Regions from separate parts of the Mus musculus genome. Here region 2 is linked to region 1. Evidence: chromatin loops called from intact Hi-C (ENCODE). Cell type or tissue: left cerebral cortex. All regions are shown on one strand. Each heading gives the region's core, and the rest is flanking DNA. Links, peaks and the distances in the headings are about the cores only.

The links. Peaks named below come from ENCODE experiments on the same cell type or tissue, not always from the same donor. Only the 100,000 strongest peaks of a DNase experiment are listed, where the experiment ranks them.
Region 2: it touches region 1 in a loop (2.5-fold over the local background); 14 of 42 quality-filtered maps call a loop at or near these places.

The regions. Positions count from the first base shown.
Region 1 is chr16:18,043,027-18,053,474 of GRCm38, forward strand. It overlaps a transcript of Dgcr6 not described here. Among named protein-coding and RNA genes, the nearest start is that of Dgcr6, 18 kb to the right of the region's middle. In left cerebral cortex, for the core only: a CTCF peak has its summit at 4,831 (motif pointing left); a DNase peak (open chromatin) is centred at 4,811.
Region 2 is chr16:17,927,205-17,937,652 of GRCm38, forward strand. Gm41427 (a long non-coding RNA gene) reads left to right here and starts at 8,906. Exons shown (of 4, transcript XR_875938.1): 1 at 8,906-9,991; 2 at 10,273-10,448. It overlaps Slc25a1 (solute carrier family 25 (mitochondrial carrier, citrate transporter), member 1), which reads right to left and starts at 1,015. Exons shown (of 9, transcript NM_153150.2): 1 at 782-1,015; 2 at 341-448; 3 at 163-262; 4 at 1-88. The coding sequence starts at 875. In left cerebral cortex, for the core only: a CTCF peak has its summit at 1,651 (motif pointing right); DNase peaks (open chromatin) are centred at 1,631 and 4,903; H3K4me3 peaks cover 574 bases; H3K27ac peaks cover 753 bases.

The DNA of each region.
Region 1 (10,448 bases), core at 882-8,881:
ATGGTGAGCAAGCACTCTGCCAACTGCTCCATCCTCCCCACCCCCCTTGCTCTGGGTGGCCTCTCTTGAAAATCCAGTTTTCTTTTACCGGGTACTAAAACACCAGCTTTGTGTTGAGGGAGGGACTGTGGCTAATGTATGGGTTTGGTGGTGGTGGGGGGTTTGTTTGTTTTTTGGGGTGGGTTGTTTGTTGTTGTTGGGGTTTTTTTGGAGCTGGAATCTTTTCACTAACAAGCGATGTAATTAGCCGGGCAGTGGTGGCTCACGCCTTTAATCCCAGCACTTGGGAGGCAGAGGCAGGCGAATTTCTGAGTTTGAGGCCAGCCTGGTCTACTACAGAGTGAGTTCCAGGACAACCAGGGCTACACAGAGAAACCCTGTCTCAAAAAACCAAACCAAACCAAACCAAACAAAACCAACCAACCAACCAAACAAACAAACAAACCCAGCACATATCCCGGTACTTGTATATATCTTGAGTAATGTCTCTTTATTCCTTAGTGCCGGGGGCCAATTCCAGTAGTTGTCCAGGTCCCAAGAGGAGGTAGGCAAAGGAGAAGTGAGTCAGGCCTGACTGTGGCAGTCAGTGTGCTTCCTTATTTATACAGAACCCAGTAGGCAGGGATAGATTCATGTTGTTCCAAAACAGATCATATTCTTTCTGTCCCTAGACAAGTGTTTAACTTCCTGTTGAACATCCGAGGCTGTAAATTTATCATTGATAAACCATACAGAACAGCATCATCTTTTACAATCAAATTCCCTCATTGCCCCATAACCCAAATTTAAGGATCTAGAGGCATATTTTACCAAAGCATTACAGCCCATTCTCTGGCTGGCAGCTCTTATGGTTTCAAGGGCACTAGACAGAAAGAAAATCTCCAAGCCAGCCTGGGCAGATTTGCTGTTCCAAGCAGTGTAGTAATTAACTCTTAATGTTCAGAGTGCCAATTGTCATTAGGACCAAGGAAAATATCTTCAGGTCAAAGCTGCTGTTTTTGTTATTCAATTTCTGGCACAATACAGTGTGTGTATCTTATATCTTTGTAGAATTTATTTATAGGTCTAATCTTGATATTCTTTTGTTCTTTGGTCATCTAACACCACAGTGCCCTGCAAGAGCCACCCTTTCTAAGAAGGAGAAGTCTTAATACTTCATTCTTTTATCATTTTTTTTCCACACAATTCTTTGTCCACCAGTATAAGCCCCTGTGTAGGGCAGCGATAACTCCAGCCAATCTAACTTCGCTGCTCTATCTTTTCCTCAAGGGGCATAGCACATGCAGCCCCCAATCTGATATGCTACCTAATCACCTGAGTGTATAGAAGAAAGAGGCTTTAACCTGATCTGCTGCCAACTCCTCTGGCCTGCTGGATTGAGTTTACCTTTTTAAGTTTACTTTGTTTTTTTTTTTTTTTTCTGATTGTCTTGTTTCTGAGCAAGTATAGGAACAGACGTTCCGATAGTATCTCGGAGCCCAAGCCTCGTAAGGAGATCTCTGGCATCTTCACATGAGCTACAACCTCCAGGGCACCGGGAAGACTTTTAAGTAGTGCCAGCCAAGTGTGTGTCCCTAAACGCAGGAGGAGGAGTACGATCAGGGCTTCCCTGGGGAAGGCGAGCAGCAGTGCTCCTGGGAGAAATCACAAGTGATTCATAAGAAATTTCCCATCGATCCAATATCCCCAAGTTGTACCAATATTAAAAGACCCTCCCACGTGTGCGACACGTGGAAATCGTGACGATAAGTGGAAGATGGCTCCACAGCGATTGCACCAGGCCGCTCAGCCTCGTTGCAGCTTTAGCAAGCAGCTGTGCTTGCTGCCTTTATGGTTTTCACAGTTCCTATTAGATATGACTGTGCCAGCTTTAGGTTGGGAGAGCACTGGGTAGTTGGCAGCTACAACGTAAGAAACTAGTCATCAGGCCGGAACGACTGTCTTCATCTTTTTAACTTTTTAGCCACGTTCTTACTATAACCTTAGTAGACCCCAGGACCTTATTACAACTGACTGCACGGTCAAAGCGCCATTCAGGCGGTAAGACGAAGCATGTAGATAGCACTGACTGCCAAAACTAAAATGAAGGCCTAATCCACCCAAGTCTGCTGTTGGGGAAAGTCTCAAAATGTACTGACCTTGCTTTTTGGCTCCTGTAGTTCCGGTTCTGGCTAACTGTGTGTTAACTGAAGTGTGTCGACCCAGGACATGGATTTTGTGCTTGAAAGCTCACCCTAAACCTAGCGTGGTGGCACACGCCTTTAATCCCAGCACTTGGGAGGCAGAGGGAGGCGAATTTCTGAGTTTGAGGCCAGCCTGGTCTACAGAGTGAGTTCCCTGACAAAGGAACTACACTGGGATCCTGGTCACCCCGTGTGTCACCAGCTGGCTAGTAAAGACTTTCTCTTGGCTTAAAGACATACCCAAGCAGTTTTCTCTGGTGACTACCCCACAACATTACTGTATTCTCATGCCTTAAACTACAGTGGCCTCTTCAGCTCACCGAAGCTTCCAGAAGACCTCCCACTATCCAAGTACATACAACCTCCCTTTAGCCACTTTCTCTCTTGTGTACTTGTTGGCAAGAATCTTTTTTTGGGTCACTTGCCCATTTAATGCCAGTGGGGCTGTTCTCTGTGTCCACCACAACCACAGTACTACCTGATGTCCTAGAGGCACTTGAAAGGTAGCCTTCCTTGTTACACACCACACAAGATGGTCTAGTATGTTTTGAGAGTCTGCAGTAGTGACTGAGACGTGAATCAGAGCCAGTCCAGCCTAAACATCACTAAATGCATTCATTTGTTGTGGTTAGTGCTCCTTCCTGGCTTTCCTCGGGGCCAGGCTTTACTCTGCTTTGAGGCTCAGGTAAGCACTGGGTGCATTGGAGAGGCAAGGGTTCTCTTTCCCCGTTTTACAAGACGAATACTCAGAGCCGGGCGTGGTGGCGCACGCCTTTAATCCCAGCACTCGGGAGGCAGAGGCGGGTGGATTTATGAGTTCGAGGCCAGCCTGGTCTACAAAGTGAGTTCCAGGACAGCCAGGGCTACACAGAGAAACCCTGTCTCAAAAACAACAACAACAACAAAAATGTGAATACTCAGAAGCTAGACACCATCAGTTTAGAGACTGTCTGACCAGGAGGGACGGACTTGGAGACGCCCGTGCTTACCTGTACTTCAGAGCCCGCCTGCCATACAGATGTGTAAGCTCTTCTTGGCTCTGTTTCATGGTTCCTGAGGCTTCGTCTGGGCAGAGGTAGCCTTGTCTCCAAGACAAATAGGAGTTTTATAAAATATAGTTCCTCTTCCCATTACTGAGGCAAAAGTTCTGAGCAGAACAACCTGGCTTGTGACTTGAGAGGCTTCGGGCCTCGGTGGCCGTTTAAATCTGCATCCTCAGGAAATGGCTTCCTGTTTTCACAGGCGCTTGGCTTCTTTTGTAAAATGCCTACTTGTGAATTTTGTCTCTTCCCAATCAGAGTGTTCATTTATTTAGTTTTTAAAAATCTATTTTGGGTTTTGTTTGTTTTGGTTTTTGTTTTTGTTAGGACAGGAGGTTTAACTATGTAACCATGGCTGGTCTCTAACTCTCCATGAAGACCTGACCAGTTTCAAACGAAGAAAGATGCCTCTGCCTGCCTCTGCCTCTGCCCCTCTGCCCCTCTGCCCCTCTGCCCCTCTGCCCCTCTGCCCCTCTGCCTCTCTGCCTCTCTGCCTCTGCCTATGCCTCCCTAGTGCTGGCAATTCAAGGCGTATGCCACCATGGCCCACTTGTTCATTATCTATCTAAAAATATTATCATACTTTGATGTCAGGGCTAATTTTTTTTAATTACCTCAGAATCACCAAATTTTTCTTATATATATTTTTTCCTTTCCTCTCTGCTCGGCTTGTCTCTCTAGGATGAGCCAAAGACCCCCACTACCCATTTTAACTCTTGGGGACTTTTTCTGAGTCTTCAAGGCAAGTTGGCACATGGCAGATTAACCAGAGAAATGCATACACGTGTCTAAATTTTAATTAGTTACTTTTATTTATTGAAATTTTTTATTTTTTAAGATTTCACTTTTTAAAAGATTATGTGTACGTGTGTGGGTTTGTGCCAGAAAAGTGCATCAGATGCCCTGGAGCTGCGGTTACAGAAGGCTGTAGCTTCTCCATGTGAGTACCTAGAGGCAAACTCTGGCCTCTGCAAGCAGCAGTCCTTGCTCTTACCTGCTGGGCCATCTCTCCCGCCTTGCTTTTTGAGACAGGTCTCATGTATCCCAGTCTGGCTTATATAACTGAGGATGGCATTGAACTTCTGAGCCTCCCATCTCCACCTGCTGCCTCCCCCACCTCTACAACTCACCCCACCCACCACACCCACCCTGGAGCGCTTGGCTTACAGGCCTCTCTACCTGGTTTTATTTGATGCTAGATATGTAACCCAAGGCCTCGTGCTTGTTAGCCGCTTGGTTCTGCCAACGGAGCTACATCCCAGCCTCGTCATGAAGCACGTTCCAGCCCTGTCATGAAGCACTATTTCTACATGCACATGGAAAACTTCACAAGCACATTAAAAACAGAAATGGTCAAATCATAAAAGTTTTCCACAAAGATGAATAGATGGAGTTTGGGATACGTGAAACTCTATCCTAGGGGAGGTCACCAGAAAGCAGATGGAGCATATGAAATGTTCCTGAAAGATAGGGATAAACTGAGTAAACTATGCAGCTTTATCCCGGTGGTGGTGAGTAGGGTAGTTGCAAGCAGTGATCCAGAGCCTGAAGCTGGCAGGGTTTTTTTTGTTTTTTTTTCCGTCTGCTTTGGAGCTCCATCTGGTGGTCACTTTTATGTTTTTCTTTGCAACTGTTTTCTAGACAGCAGAGGATGGAGCCTCGCCTAGTGCCCCAGGCAGAGCTCCAGGAGGTGGGCTACACTAGGTGAATGACCTGAGCCACCACAAGGCATAGGTGCCCCACCTGTTCCTAGAGATTGGTGGGCAGCTAAGAAGGTTGTGGGGCTGCACTGTTGGTATTTGGCCAGGGACACAGTTCCGCACTGCCACCCCTAGAATCCTGGGGACTTCCTCTACACTTTTAAGGTCATCAACTCAGGACAAAATGGGGCTTGTGACTTCAGTGCTGACAGAAATGTCTCCCACATATGCGTTAGCTCTCATGAGAGGCATGTAGACTTGGAAACTGCTGAGGTGTTGTTGCCTTGAGGAACAGTGCCAGGTGATAACCCTTGTAAGAGTGACTTCTGCTTTCTGAAAAATGGTGTTGGTTTAAAGCTTCCCTTTATAAATCAGACCTCACTCAACCCGTAACCGAGTTTATAACGTGCCTTGAGATCACTCATAGCCATACTCATTCTGCCGCGTACACGCTGTGAGCCCAGCCTGTTCTGAACGAACTGACCTTTAAGAAAAGCAGCCTAGGAGCTGGAGAGATGGCTCAGCAGTGCTGTGCACTGGTCTTCCAGAGGACCCAGGTTCAATTCCTAGCACCTTCATGGTGGTTCACACCCATCTGCAACTCCAGTTCCAGGTGATCTGACAGCACTGGGCCCCAGGCACGCATGTCATGTTCATACAGACAAGGCATCTGCATGCACAAAATAACACTAAAATTAAAACTAAAGTTAAAAAAAAAGAGGCTGCAGTGTAAAGCAATCTTACTATGCTTTGTGTTCTATGTTTATTATTTCTTTTTCTATTTATTCTTCATGACCCATCTGGGCCTGTGACTTAGAACAATGAATACATGCTTAGAGTGTGGCGATTAGACCTAAGGCCACTTGCTGGAAGCAGTGAGACACTGAAGCTGTACTCCCCCCACACCCACAGGGAGATGTTGGAAGCAGCCTCTGAGCACAGGTGGATAATACCTGAATGTGGTTTTGTGCACCGTTCTCAGACAACAGGACCAAAGGAACCGTTTGCTCCCTTGTTAAGATTCCTGTAGAAGATTAACACAGAAGTTCCTCATTACCATCTGACCTACTGACCAATAGAGAGGACGGCCCTGGAAGGAGAGATCAGGACAGATCAGGGTAAACACCACCAAATGTTAGTTTCTTTCATGTGGCACAGCCTCAATCTATGACTCTCACTGCCCTTATGAGTATAGAGATTGGAAGAGTCTCTAAGCTCACCTTTCCCGGGGTGCAGAAGCAGAATCCAAGAAGCATCCAAGCACCACAGGCACCAAAGAGTTTATGTGTGTGTTTTTAAGCCCAGATTTCCTCCACTATAGACTACTGCACTGGAGTGTGCATGAGCAGGCTCTCATCTAGACGCTGAGGCAGGACCTGCGAGCCTGCTTGCATGCTCACCCAAGCTGCTCATAGTGCAGGTATTGGGATCAGAACCTGGGTCCTGGCAGCCCTGCCAAGTTTTGGCTCTGCCATCTGTCTTCAGTGGATCAATTGAAGAGGCAAGAAGTAGGGAGAAGCAGAGATTTGTGTAATGTGACCCCAGTGGTAAAAGCGACAAATGAAGCCATGCCCATCTTCTGAGACATGGGTGTGAGTAATTGAATAGAAGGCAAAAAGCACGCATGCCTGAGCGGGGCTGGTCAAATGTGCCTATCACAAACCTGTTTGCTGGTTTATGGTGTGTCCCTTGGGTTGGTCTGACATGTCAAACATGTGAAGTCTCTTTCCCAAGACAGCATCCCCCTCCGGCTGCCACCAGGACCCCAGCCCTTTCTGTCTCCACCATGAGACACTGGGTCAAAGCCAGGAGCAGCATGGTTGCAGGAGGATCCCAGGTGTGCTGGGATAGCTTGCAGTGGAGGCCTTTAAATACTCTGGTCATGGCCGTATAGACTATGCCAGAGAGAGGATAAAGGTTGTGTCCATGTCAGCAACACAAAACACAGATTTCACGTCTAAGAGAGTTAGGGATCATTTTTTTGTTGTTGTTGGTTTTTTTTTTTCCTGAAAGCAAATATGAGTGACCATGTCCGAGGAGTACAGATCACCCTAAATATGCCACTGGTTTTGTGAAGTTGTTGCAGTGTAAAAGAGAGCCAGTGTGGGGATTTGAATGAGAACGGCCTCCTCCCAGGAACTCCAATGAGATGCTTTCTTTTATAATTCGGTCACTGTGTTTTGTCATAGCAATAAAAACCGCTAACTAGTAAAGGCATTGTCCAAGTCCATCAGTGGAAATGCTACGTTGATAGGCTCAAGTAAAGCAGGAAAGTCTCTGCTGGGTTTCGGTTTCAGACTCCACTCAGTAACATTCTTACCTCTGGTGCCACTCAGTAACATTCTTACCTCTGGTGCCACTCAGTAACATTCTTACCTCTGGCGCCACTCAGTAACATTCTTACCTCTGGAGTCACTCAGTAACATTCTTACCTCTGGTGTCACTCAGTAACATTCTTACCTCTGGTGTCACTCAGTAACATTCTTACCTCTGGTGCCACTCAGTAACATTCTTACCTCTGGTGCCACTCAGTAACATTCTTACCTCTGGTGCCACTCAGTAACATTCTTATCTCTGGACTGCTGGGAGCTTGTTAATACGAGCCAAGGAGTTTCCTCATGGAAGTGACAGGAATGTTAGGTTAGGAGAGGTGGCAGCGAGTAGAGGTTTTTGGTTTTTGGTTTTTGTTTTGTTTTGTTTGTTTGTTTGTTTGTTTTTTGCTTTTCAAGACAGGGTTTCTCTGTGTAGCCCTGGCTGTCCTGGAACTCACTCTGTAGAACAGGATGGCTTCGAACTCAGAAATTCATCTGCCTCTGCCCCAAGTGCTGGGATTAAAGGCATTCGGCACCACTGCCTGGCTCTTCCCAAGCTTTCTTAGGAGAGGGAACCTTGACAACCATGGGGGTGATGAGGCCTGGAGCCGGGGGAGCAACCAGGAGGGATGACATGGCTGGGCCTTCAGTAAGAGAGATAGCTCAAAGGAGAGAAACATGACAGAGAAACCTAAAGAGGGAGAAGTTGGACAGGAGGGAGAGAGAGACGGAGGGAGCCACAGGGTTTGCTATCTAACACAACTGCCACCACTTTCAGGCTTGCATTAATATCTTCCTGTGAGGAAGAACAGTGTGTCTACCCTGGAGACTGCCAAAGCAGGACACTGCCTCGCCAGTCTCTTGACACTGAGCCACAGCTGGAAGGGCTGCTGAGAATCAGAACTCCAGGTCCCCAGTCCTGCCTACCCTGCTTTCTGCGGGAGAGGGGAGGCTGCCATGTGGTGAGATGAACCTAGACTACCACCTCAGCACTTTCATCCAGAAAACAACCACTCAGAACACCAATGCACACAACAGGCAAATCCAGCTGAGGGTAAGTGGTTGTATGGAAGGGTTAGGATCATTGTAGTCCCTAAGCCAGGTGCCACAAAAGTTACCGAAGCTGTAGCCGGCCTCTCCTACCTGCCCCAGCCTACAGCCTTGGTAAGATGCCCCAAAAGGAGCTGTCAAAATGGTGGCACCACAATACCTCAGCCTGCAGCTGTCACAACAGCGATCCATGGTAGCACATCTCCTTTCCTGCCTCAGCCTACGCCCTTTGTGAAACACCACTGGTAGTGGCAGGGGTGGGGTCTGTCCAGAGACAATGGGAGGCTAGCAAAGGGTCCCGCCAGCTCAAGTATGCACCCACATGGTTGGCAAGCACAGCTCTGCCTGAAGAGGGTGTCTGTCAGGTTCTCCACTTCTTCCTTCTGCAAGGAACTCCACTCCTCAAAGCACAGGGTATCCTTGTGTCTCCGGGGAGTAGACATAGCATGGTGGGGTTCCCTGGGTTCCCTGAGGATACTTCTAGTTCCCTCCTGGTTCTATGGCCAAAATACAGATTGCATCTGATCCTGCCGTGTTTATGAGGGCAGCTCTTGGGGGACACAGGCAAGATTTAGATGTTCAGAAAACAGCCTCGAGCCTGTAGTGTACAACCTGGGCCACGAGGCCTTAGGTTCCCTCCACAAATCACTGACATCATGTCAGGGGGTACAGTCTAGGTTGCTATCTTTGGAATAGTATCTCTGGAAAAATTTCCCATGTCTCACAGTAGGGCAATGGACCACACGGACTTGGAGGAGGCGGGGCTTCTTAAACAGGAAGTGGGTACCTGCTGACCAATCCTCCTTAAGGGCTTTCTGGTGACTGCTTTGGTAGTGTCCCAGAAGGTGGACCCGATAATAATAGGGAACAGTGCTACATAAATCATGAGAACAGAAGCTGAGACTTACCAGGATGAAGAATAGGTCTATAGTGTATGTCCACTGTGATTTATAATAACCGATAGTGTTCACCTCACTCCCTATTTCTACTTAACAGCAGTCATAAAAACTCAAAAACGTATACAAAAAATGTCAGACTAAAGATGATGAGGGGCAGTTTTCAGTCCTTGGAGTTTTCTAAAGCCACATGCAAATCTCAGTGCTGTCCTGAGATGCCCAGTCATCCAGAGACCCCTGAGCATGCTCAGATGGGGGCCACTGCAGAAGAGGAAGACTGCCCCGCGGAAAGATGCTGATGCGAGCATATCCATAACAAGGAGCAGGTACATGGAGCCTCAGAAGTGCCACCCTGTACTGACCCTGTACGGAGGCTAGAACACTCGACACTCAGGTTTTGCTCTTTCTGGGGGATGGTGCCAGGTGTGCTTTCTAAAACACCTGGCCATTTCTTCGGGCACATGACAGAGGAACTAAAAGGCTTCAGTCACCTGCAGAATGTCACCATCTGGAAGCAGGAACCAAACAAAGTTCCTGTGTGTCCCTGTGCTCCAGTAAAAGAATCCAGATAGAAATCTGGGATGGGGAAGTAGCTAGAAATGTCCGCCAGGGGGCGCGCAACCAGCCAGCAAGCCTCTTCCCTGAGGGATCTGAACCAATCTGCAGACACGAGAAAGCCTGGCCTGGTTCCCCTCGCACAGATCATTGCCTTTCTGAGCCTGTGGGAGAGGCTATCTGTCTCAGGCCGCTGGCGTCTCCCGGAAGCATGGCCTGCCAGGCACGACCCAGGCAACAGAAGGCACAGCTAGACAGCTAGATTTGACATGCCCCTCAAGGCTCCCGGACCACACAGGAGCCAGGTAGAATGTCTGAAGCTACCTACAGGAAGGAGGACAGGCGGAGAGGAGTGACTGGTAGGTAACAAGGAAACAAGGGGAGGGGGTGAGTACTTCTGGGTATATGCACTGGGTGAAGCATATTTAGATTACAAGTCTGGATCAGCATGTGTTTGATTAAGGTACACTTAAGGTTTATAAATTCCCAAGGTTATAAAGGTCTACTCAGGCTAACAGAAAATGACTTTAAAAATGTGTGTCTAACTACTTATGTCTTTGCTGATGGAGTTCAATGCCAGGCCTCTAAAATTTTAGATAAGGATAAGGTATGTTTGATAAATACGGTTTAAGGAGTCCTAAGGTCTATTCAGGCTGGTAAAAACTAACTTGAAAATATATGTATAGCCTCTTTGCCTTTGCTAACTTTGTTA
Region 2 (10,448 bases), core at 1,167-9,166, 120 kb before region 1:
ACCCAGACCGCACAATAGTCCTCTCCTGCTGTCGAGCCTACCTTGGGCATCCCGCATGTGGTTGCTGAGGAACTCGAACATCCCAAACCTAATGAAGAAGACATGTGAGGGGGCCCGCTGCGGCCACTCCCTCCGGGTCGTTTCAACAGAGCAGAGTCTCACCTGACAGCCGCCTTGGGGATGGAGCCGTAGAGCAAGGAGCTGAGGCCGCGGTACAGGCCCAGGACGCCATGGCTGCGGACAGTTTGCCGCACGCAGTCTCCTACGGGAGGCGCGGTCAAGACCCTAGCTCCTCTGCTCCGCAGTGTCCCCCTAGCCACCCCCGGGAGTCCCTCCTTACCGATGCCCCGGTACCGCGGTGGGTTCGCTCGTTCATCTAGCTGCAGCTGCGTCTTCACGTATTCGGTCGGGAAGGTGATGCAGATTTCGATGCCTCCAGCCAGGCCGCCTGTGGGGACCAAATGCCTGGGGCTAGGGACACCCTTGCCCGGTGGACCCAGCCGCTACCGCTGCCACCGCTGCCGCCGCCGCGCGGCCCCTCCCCCGCCCGGACTTTGCCCGCGTCGCTGCCAGCGTCCCGACGATGCCCACGCCCCCACCCGGTGGTCTCCGCCTGGAGTGCCCAAGAGACTCTGAGCGACAGCAGACGAGTGGACTTAGGGGTCCCGGGTCGCAACCCCGACACCTCCGCCCCTCCGGAAGTTGGGCGGGGCCTGGGCGTCCCCGGCCCACCCGGAAGCGCTGTCGGACAGGCTCTGAGTTGGGGTTCCGAGTGACCCACCTGCTAGGATTGCCTTCCCGGGGTGCGTCAGTTTGGGCTTCCCGGACCCCGGCGCGGCGGCCGACAGAGCGCGGGGCCCGCGAGGCGCAGCCATAGCGGGCAGGAGGAGAGGCGCCCGGCGTCGACCTCGGGTCCGAGCCTCCGGCGCGGGGTTCTCGGGAAGCAGCGGAGCCGGAGGCTACTGAGACCACGACCAATTCTGGTCCGGGAGGCGGGGTGGTCACGTCAGCTCCCGGGCTCCGCCCCGCGTGGCCTGAGCTGAGCCCCGCCCACGCCACGCCCCGTGCCAGCCGGGAAACTGAGGCTTGGGCGGGATGCACTGGGGCACGCGTCGGGGCGGAGAGCTGAGAGCAGCCAATGGCCGGTGCTGGATTCCGGGGAGACGGAGAACCCCGCCGGAGGCGTGGTCTCCGGACAGCAACGCTAAGCCAAGGCGGGTAGCAGTGGGTCAAGGTGCAGTTTAGAGACACGTGCGTCTGGAGCGCGCCTTGGGGTTAAGGTGGGCCTCGAGATCCTGGGGGCGATGTAGGGACACATCCACCCCGGTGCGTGAATTCAGTCTTCTGAATTATTGTAATAACAGAGCTTGGCCTTCGTGCACCCTCCCGGGCAGTGCGATGATCACTCTGCCCTTCCCGGATTCGTCCGGAAACAGAATTTTCCTAGGCAGGTTCCCCCGACAAATGCAGGTTTCCCTTCCTTTCAGTTTCTAGCGAATCTTTGAAGGGCCTATTAAGTTGGCCTTTGTCCCGCCTACCCACACAATCACCAGGCAGAGCTGCTTTGCTCTGATAAACATGTTTTAATATTTATGGTCGGCAGGAGGCTCAAAGTCTTGAGAAGTCTTTGTTGCCACACATATCCTCAAAGCCGCCTGGAGGGGGCAGCCCTAGCCGGCTTGGGGTGAAGCTCCCAGGAGTCTTTGCAGACCTTTGGAGGCCTAAGGGTCCACCTCCCTGCTGTCTGAAAGGAAGCAGTCGCTGGGGGTGGTCAGTGATCTCCCCCAGCTCTGGGTTGGCTCAGAAGCTATCACAGGGCTTTAGCTAAAACAGAGTGCCCAGATATTGTACCTCCCAGTTGGAGTCCTTTGTGATTCCTTTCCCAGAAAAGGTTAAATGGGTTGAGGGTTGGGTGTGGACACATTACCCAGTATAAACAAAAGCACTCAAAGGAGGCTCCTTGTAGGCAGGCGCTGTAGAGTATTAATAGGGTAAGCCTGTAGGATAGCAGAGGAGAGCCTATAGCTAGTCTGGCTTCTGCTGGTTTTTTTTGGGGGGGGGGTCGGGTTGGGGGATTGTGGGTTGTAGTACTTGTACTGAATGCCATTGTGTGGTCGAGGGGCAGAAGGAACAGGATCAATTCCACTCATCAGAGCCTAAGGCACTGGGCCAGCAGATGTCTGGAGGCAAGGAGTATGGGGATGGCAGTTGGGGGCCAGTGGGAGGTTGGCCAGGCTAGAGGTGCAGCTGGAACACCCCCCCCCCCACACACACACACAACTGGACTCTTAGCTCAGGTAACAACAGCTGGTGAAGGCCAGCTGGCATCCTGTCCTCCTCTCCCACCAGTGTTAGTACTCACTACACCCAGTATATTCAGGATACAACAGCCTCTGAGGGCTTGTTCCATGCAATCCTGGGTGGGCTTTCAATTCAACGCCCTTTCTAGCACACGTGAGAAGGAACTCTCCCAGAGCCTGGTGGGTCACAGCAGCAGTCCACAGCTGGGCATGGAGGTAAGAAAAATGCTGGCTGTGCTAGTGTTTCTAGACACATGACTGCCACACTTGGTCACAACTGGGATCCTTCCCACCTCTACCTACCCATCTGGCACCAGGGCCCAGTGCCATGGATGGCCTTTGTCCCTCTCTACTTCAGGGTGCCAACTGCCAAACACTAGCACACATTAGAGTAAAAGCACAGCCCTCATGTGCTCTCCACATGTCCCTCTTGTTGCTCAGTCTCTCTCAGGCCCTGGGTTTGTCTGTCAGCAAGAGATGAGAGCACATGGTCTGGAGCTCCAGCTAACCATAGAGGGAAGGGCATGAAGACAGGATCCTCCAGGAGAATTAAAGCTGAGGGCATGCATGCTGGCATCTCTGAAGTCTGGGTGGAACCTGAGTTCTCTAGTGCTTTACCCATGGATCTCACTGCCAAGAGAGACTCAGGTCACACTCCATCTTCATTATATTGGCCTGTGCATATGGCTACCCATAGGCTAACACATCTTAGGGGAAAGAGAAGCTGATCTCCTATAGAGGCTGTTCCTACAGGGAGCTGCTGTCTGTGATCAGAGATAACTAAGGACCCTTGTAAATGTAACTGGTTTGTGTGTCCTGGCAGCTCATGCAGTGTGGCCCAGGCATGCTATGTGGATGGGACTCTTAGCTATAACAGGGTGCTGACCCTTCATTGGCCTCTTTAGGGGCCCTTAATAAGGGCAGGCAGCTTCTGGAGGGGCTGCAAACAGCTGCCAGCTCTAGCCTGCAAAGGCATTCAGGGCTGGCAGCCCTAGTCCAGGAGACCTGTTTATTTTCTAGTCTACACCAACTAGGATAGCGTCCCTGCCTCAGAATCAGAGTCTCAGGGTATGGCCTTGGGACCCACATGCTTGAAGCGGTCTTGGCACTCAGCAGTGGGTTAGAAAGTGCTCCTGAGAGATGGAATTTCCATAGCATTAGAAACATCCGTCTGGATCAGGTAGCACAGGTCCCTGGAGTAGAACTCTGATACCCAGGAAGGACTTTAAAATCATGCATCGTCACCTTGTCACCTCAGTGAGCTAAGTAAAGTCACCCTCCCCACCCCAACTGTTGAATGGAGTCATTAATTGATTTGTGTGGTAACATTACTACTAAGAGTTTGGCAGAAGGGCATCACTCCAATGGGGTCTCGAACCCATGTACCTCAGGCTCCACTGGATGTTTTGCAGGAATACAGCCTGGCTGCACAGAGCCCAATGGACGGTGCTGAAGGTTTCACTGAATAGCAGTATGTCAGCTGCTACCCCACTGCCATGGATAAAGCCCAAGACTGTCAACTGGCCTGCTTGTCCCACATTCTGGTGGTATGTGCTGATGGCCTGGTCTTAAAGTAGCTCACTTACCAGGAACTGGCTCAGGCTAGAGTCACCGTCAGTCACAGGCTGTGCTGATCGAGGCCAAAGGGACTGACCATCATGGCTAGCACTTTTCTTAGGCATCGTCTTTTTTTTTTTTTTTTTTTGGTTTTTCGAGACAAGGTTTCTCTGTGTAGCCCTGAAACTCACTTTGTAGACCAGGCTGGCCTCGAACTCAGAAATCCACCTGCCTCTGCCTCCCAAGTGCTGGGATTAAAGGTATGTGCCACCACTGCCCGGCTTTTTAGGCATCATCTTATCACTTAGATGAAATAGGATACAACTAAGTCCATAGAATTGCCTCCAGGCCATTTTGTGCTCCAGGCAGCAAACCCAAAGTCCCGAGACACTCTACTAACTTCCCTTCAAGAGCCATGGCTGCAGCTCCTTGGCCAGCTTGGGACTGTATGATGCAGCACTCTGCATGCTGGGCAGTGTTCCACGCCAAGGCAGCACAGCTCGGAGCCTGCAGGCTGTTCTGTAGCAGAGCAGCACCAACTCCACCTAGGCCTTTCCCTACTGAAGACCAAGTGTTCCTAAAAAGGAGATACTACCTCCAGGGCTCTGTGAAGGATCAACTGTGATCTGTGACTCTGCTGTATTGCCCAAATGTGGCACATATAGGTGGGCACTCAGAAGACAGTGGGTCCAACCTAGGTCCAGATACCCTGATGCACAAAAAAGGTGCAGAGGCTGCTGTGGGCATCCTGGAAAAAAAAAGCAAAACAGGTCCAGGTCCTAACCCGGCACGGAACAGCCATCAGAGTGGCTGGTGCTCAAGAAACAGGGATCTACTTTTTCTCCACTTCCTCAAAACTTTCTAAGAGCCAGGCATGATGGTACAAGAGGCTCATAAGTTTGAGGTGACATAGTAAGACATCTGAAGAAAACCCTAGGTTCTATTTCTATACTTGCAAATATAATTCCCCCCCCCCATCCCCATCTGTGTGTGCCTGTGTGTGTTCATGTTCAGGCATGGCACCCAGAGCTCTGTACACGTTAGCATTCTACCACTCGCTCCACTCCCACGCTCACAGCCTCATTATAAACCCCAGCAGGAGAGAAGCATGCTGCTGTGGCCAGTGTTTCAAAGCCTCCTCCTTTGGGCCAGGTGTTAACTACTGCCTGTTTTGGAGAAAAGGAGACTGAGAAGTCACTTGATCCTGGTCACACAGCCCACTGCTTATGCACCACTGTGACCTGTCCTGTCTAGGAGCAACTTGTGAGGTTAGTGAAGTCTAATCTCACAAGCCACCACTGAAATCCTGGGCATATGCCCACCATGGGCTGTTTCACCGGGCAACCCCTGACTAGTTCATCGACTGCCTTTCTCCTAACCCAGTGGTTCTCAGCCTTCCTAATGCTGCGATCCTTTAAAACAGTTCCTCATGATGTGGTGACCCCCAACTATAGAATTATTTTCATTGCTACTTCATGACTATAATTTTGCTACTGATATGAATTATAATGTAAATATCTGATATGCAATATATCTTGAAAACCAGTATAAGTGGATTTTTTTTTTCTCACCTGCTCATGCCTGTCTTAGAGCACCTGCCTTGCTCCTGAAGTGGAAGCTCCAAGTTTCTGTCACATGTATCTCTTAGGACCTCTGATACCAACAGGGTCACAGTTTCAATTTTCATGATTACCTGACTGGGCTACTCTCAGCTGGCTTGTTTTAAAATTGAGTCTCATGTGGTCTCTCCTGTCCTTTTCCCTTCATGGGAAAAGACCTAACATAGACACCTTCTGGGGATGAAGCCGCAGTCCAGTGATTCTCAACCTCTCTAATGTGTATGACCCCTTAATACAGTTTCTTATGCTGTGGTGACCCCCAACCATGAAGTTATCTCCTTGCTACTCCATTACTATAATTTTGCTAGTTATGAATCTTAATGTAAATATCTATGTTTATTACTGGTCTTAGGCAACCATTGATAGGATGTTTGATTCCCCAGAGGGCTCATAGTCTGCAGGTTGAGAAGCACTGTCTTGAAGAAAGGGCCTGTTTCCAGATCTCCAGTGCTCCAGACCAAGTGTGGCCACCCACGGTGGCTTCTTAGAGGACTCAGGATGCAAGAGTGCCCTTGGTGAGCACCGAGTCCTGATCCTGGTGCCTGGAGCTGCTCTGGGCTGAGATTCCCACCTTCTCCCCCCACTTTTTTCCTTTTTAAATAGTATTTATTTATGCATTTATTTATTTTTATGTATATGAGTACACTGTAGCTGCCTTCAGACACACCAGAAGAGGGCATCAGATCCCATCACAGATGGTTGTGAGCCACAGGTGGTTGCTGGGAACTGAACTCAGGATCTCTGTGAGAGCAGTCAGTGCCCTTAGCCTCTGAACCATCTCTCCATCCCACCTTCTCCCTCTCTTGACACCGTCCTAAGCTGAGACCTCTCAGGGCAGTTCTGCACGGTTGGCCTTGACCCCTCCTCTCAGAACACTTCTGGGACCAGGTGATCCTCAGCCATGACTGCCACGCCATTGCCTGGTCCCAGCCCTTCCTTAAGTGGTGGTTGTGGCGGGGCCCCTCTCCTTTACTGGCCTCTTGCTTAGACTATCTTCTATAGTCTTTACAGTGGCTAGGTTTACTGCACTCCAGCCCTCAAGACTGCCACTGTTGACCGTTTTTTATCTTGCTGCTGCTATCTGCAAACACTTTCCACTGTGGTTCCCTGACTGGGCGTTATGACATAACCATCTACCTTCTCCGGGACTCTAGTGCAGGCTCTTCATATAGGAATGCTGAGTCCTGAGGAGAGGGGCTCTTGGACACCACTCCTGGCCTCTATCTTCTACACACAGCAACACATCCCAAGTCATGACAGAAAGACCAAAAATACTCTTCTATGTGGCACCTGCCACTTTCTACTGGTGACTTGGTCTTGCCTATGGCTGGAGGAGACAGGTCCCCAGCAGGCCCTGCTGCAGCTTGTTTGTCAGTGCTTAGGGCGGGGATCAGAGTAACACTGGGTGACTAGAACCTCGCTAGGGTATATCTGAGCTTCTCCATGCCCCACAGCAGGCAGCACTGAGTCACCTCCCAGCTTCAGCCCTCAAGAAGGACAATGTACACACGACCACTGAGGGCCAGATGTCATGGAGAGACCCAAAACAACATGGTTTGAAGCAATATGATCCCGACTTTGAGAACCATGGGTTTTCTGGAGTCTAGGCTCCAGTCCAAGCATTCTGAGAGTGAGGCACCTGTGCTGGGTGCATGGCAGTCACTCTCTGTGCCCTGGGAAGACACGGGGACAACAATGGAGTTAGATTCTCAAGTTTGCCAGCTGCTGGGGCTCCTTAAGTTCTGGCACATGGAGCTCTTGAGAGAGAGCAGGCATGATACGACCATGATAGCTGGCTTGTGCAACTTCACTTTGCCCCACTAGGGACAGGCTCAGGAGAGAGCTGGCAGTGCCTTCAGGGTCTTGGCAATCCCTCCAGGCTGCCCAACCTGACTAGCAGAATCTTGGATTCGGGTCTGTGCCACCTCTCATTGGCAGGAACATGTCTTAGGTTCGATGTTAGCTTAGGTTTTTAATTTCTCTCAACAGGAAGTGAAGTAGGTGACAGGAAGTATGTTCTGTCACACTGGTTAGATTGAGTTACAACTACCCACATTCTGGAGAAGTTGCCTTAAAATCTGCCTTTTAGGGCTGAAAAGGTGGCTCAGTGGTTAAGAACACTAGCTGCTCTTGCTGAGGACCCTGGTTCAGTTCCCAGAACCCACATGGTGCTGACAAGAGAGTATCTGTAACTCTGATATTCTCTTCATGCCTCTGGGATCACTGCACAGACATGAGTACAGACATGAAGCAAAACACTCACACACATAAGATAAATCTTTTTAAGAAAAAAAAAAGTTTGCCTTCTGTCGGGACTGAAGAGAGGGTTTTGTGGTTAAGAGCTCTTGTTCTTGCAGAGGACCTGGGTTCAATTCCTAGCACCTACACGGCTCATGACCATTCATAATTCCAGTTCCAGTCATTCTTAGGAGGTGACTTCCTAAGGCACCAGAAATGCATGTGGCACAAACACTCATGTGTAAGCAAAACACTCACATATATAATGTTTTTAAAAACCGAATCTGCCTTTTAGTCTATTCTTTCTCGCCCCGCTTTTGCTCTATTAGGTGCTGGAGCTAAGGTCTCAGACATGATAAGCAAGCATCCCACCTCTGCGCACATTCACAGCCTTCTGTTTTACCTTTTGTTTCTTTGCTTGAGCCATGGAGCCCAAGCTGGCCTCAAAACTCATGTGGACCCTTCAACTCCTGCTCCCCCTGCCTCTACCTCCCAAGTGCTGGGATGGTAGTTATGCACCATTCACTGTCTCACCTTCTAAACACTGAGACAAGTGTCTATAAAATTATTCAGGCTGCTGTTGAACTTACTATATGGCTGAACCTGCTTGTATTTTCTATGCTTCTATCTTAGCCTTTAGAGTAGCAAGGATTCCAGGCCTGTGTCACCAGGTCTGGCTTTAGAGCCTTGCAATCCGAATAAATTTAACGGGGCTGCATATCCCTCCCAGTTCTCACCTTGTGTTCTAAAGGTGACCCCCCCCTCCCGTTTAATGTCCCCATCACCTCCATCCCTGGCAAGGAATTCCTAGTGAGGCTCAGAGCTTGATTAGACAGCTTCTGCCTCTGCCTGTGGAGTGCTGGGATTATATGCGTGCGGTACCACACCCAGTATTAAACCAGGACTTCATGCCTGTGAGGCCACACTGTACCAACTGAATGCCACCCCTATCCACTCACCCAGCCTGTTTGTTTTGAGCAGTGGGGTAGAGTCACAGTGTGTGAACCACTTAACTGAGAAGTCGGGACATAGTGGTGGCTAATTTGAATCTCCCTGTAAGCAATCTTTTGTCAACGCAGGACAGCTAATCTATCTGTACATCTCTTTATGTATAAAGTTTGTCCACTTACAGATGACTCTGACATTATTAGAGACCCAATGACAACCTGCCTTAATGACTTGCCAATTTCTACTAATTACACCACAAATACTACCACTTGATTTTAGGAATTAGTGTGATAACACAATGCTGTGGAGCTCACGCTCTTGGAGCTGGCCAGTCTGGCACCAAGGCCACCAGGGCCAGTGTTTGCTCACTGTGAGGCTCTGCACTGTCCTGGAAGTCTTGGATTCTTACCTGGAAGGGCTGGGCACACCTTTCACAACTAGGTGCTGTTGGCACCGATGTGGGAACATTGAGGAGGCCAGGAAGACAAAGTCAGAAATACAATTCTATGGCAGTGTGGTGACTTCACATGCCCCTCCTAACAGCCATCTCCCGCCTGCAGCCAACTAGGAGCTCTGCTGAGGTGTTCTGACATGGGATGCTTTCCCCTGACCTGGTTCTCAGAGATTGGATGGTGTTTTTTCTTGTGTTCTCGTGTTCTCGGGAGGCAAGCATGTTCCTGGTCACTCAAAATACCTGCAAGGCAAATGAGCCTTTCCTCTATGATACACATCTCTCCAGGGCACCTCAGCCTGAGTGACCCGTGACTGTCACCTTTCACATCTGAGCATGCACACTGGGCCCCAGGGAGACAGGCTTCTTGTCACCCCCAGGCTGTGACTGAAGCTGGTGTCAGGCTTCTCTCAGTAGCCCTCCTCATTGCTACCACTTGCAGAAAGGTCTTCCTTATCCCCAGACAAGGTCTTTGGTGGCCTGTACTTTGAGAACTTTGCCTTCCTTACCACAGAAGCCATTTGACACCGTGCTCGAATGCTGCCACACAGGAACCCCTGTCTCAGGCACCCACTCCGCCTGCACTTGGCGTCACCCAAGCACCTCCGCTCCAGCTTCGTTTGGCACCGACTCCCTGCTAAGCGCCTGTGCTGATTGCGAGCAGCTCAGCTCATGCTGTCTGGCCCTTGACCTTCTTTGGTGTTCTCAGTCCTGTGCAGAGCCAGTTCTGTGCCTGACCTACTCTGGGGCCTGGAGAGGGCCTCAGCAGACTGCTGCTGGGTTTCTGAGAAGCGTGAGCATGAACCTGGGTGAGCCACAAGTCCTCCTTCCTGGTGACTCCTTCCTATCATCTCTCCTCAGGCCTCTAACTCCACATGGTGAGCATACAGCTTGCTGTTTCCCAAGGAAGTGAGAACCCACAGAAGAGCCCTTCCACCATTCTGGACCTCTGGGCGTCTCCCTCACTGGCACTGTAGAACACTAATTTCTGGTCTTGCTCCATTATAGGTTCCCAGCAAGCTCATATCAACCCTCCAGTACAATAGGCTTAGGGAAATGCTGTTCTTTCCTGAGAAACAAGCACAACTTGTTTCGTGGATCTTACTTGCTGTAGCCTCATGTCACCCAGAGGCTGCCACTGCTCCAACTCTCTTTCCAGGGCCCTTCTTCAGGAGACATGTCCATGTGGCCACTCCAACCAGACGCTACTTCCAGAAGATAAGATGGTATTCAGGACACTATGGACTGCAAGCTTCTCTGGCCATTTTGCAATTCCATTTCTCCCTGCTCTAGGACATTGAGGTGACCCTCTTTGGGCAATGGCGGAGAGCACTG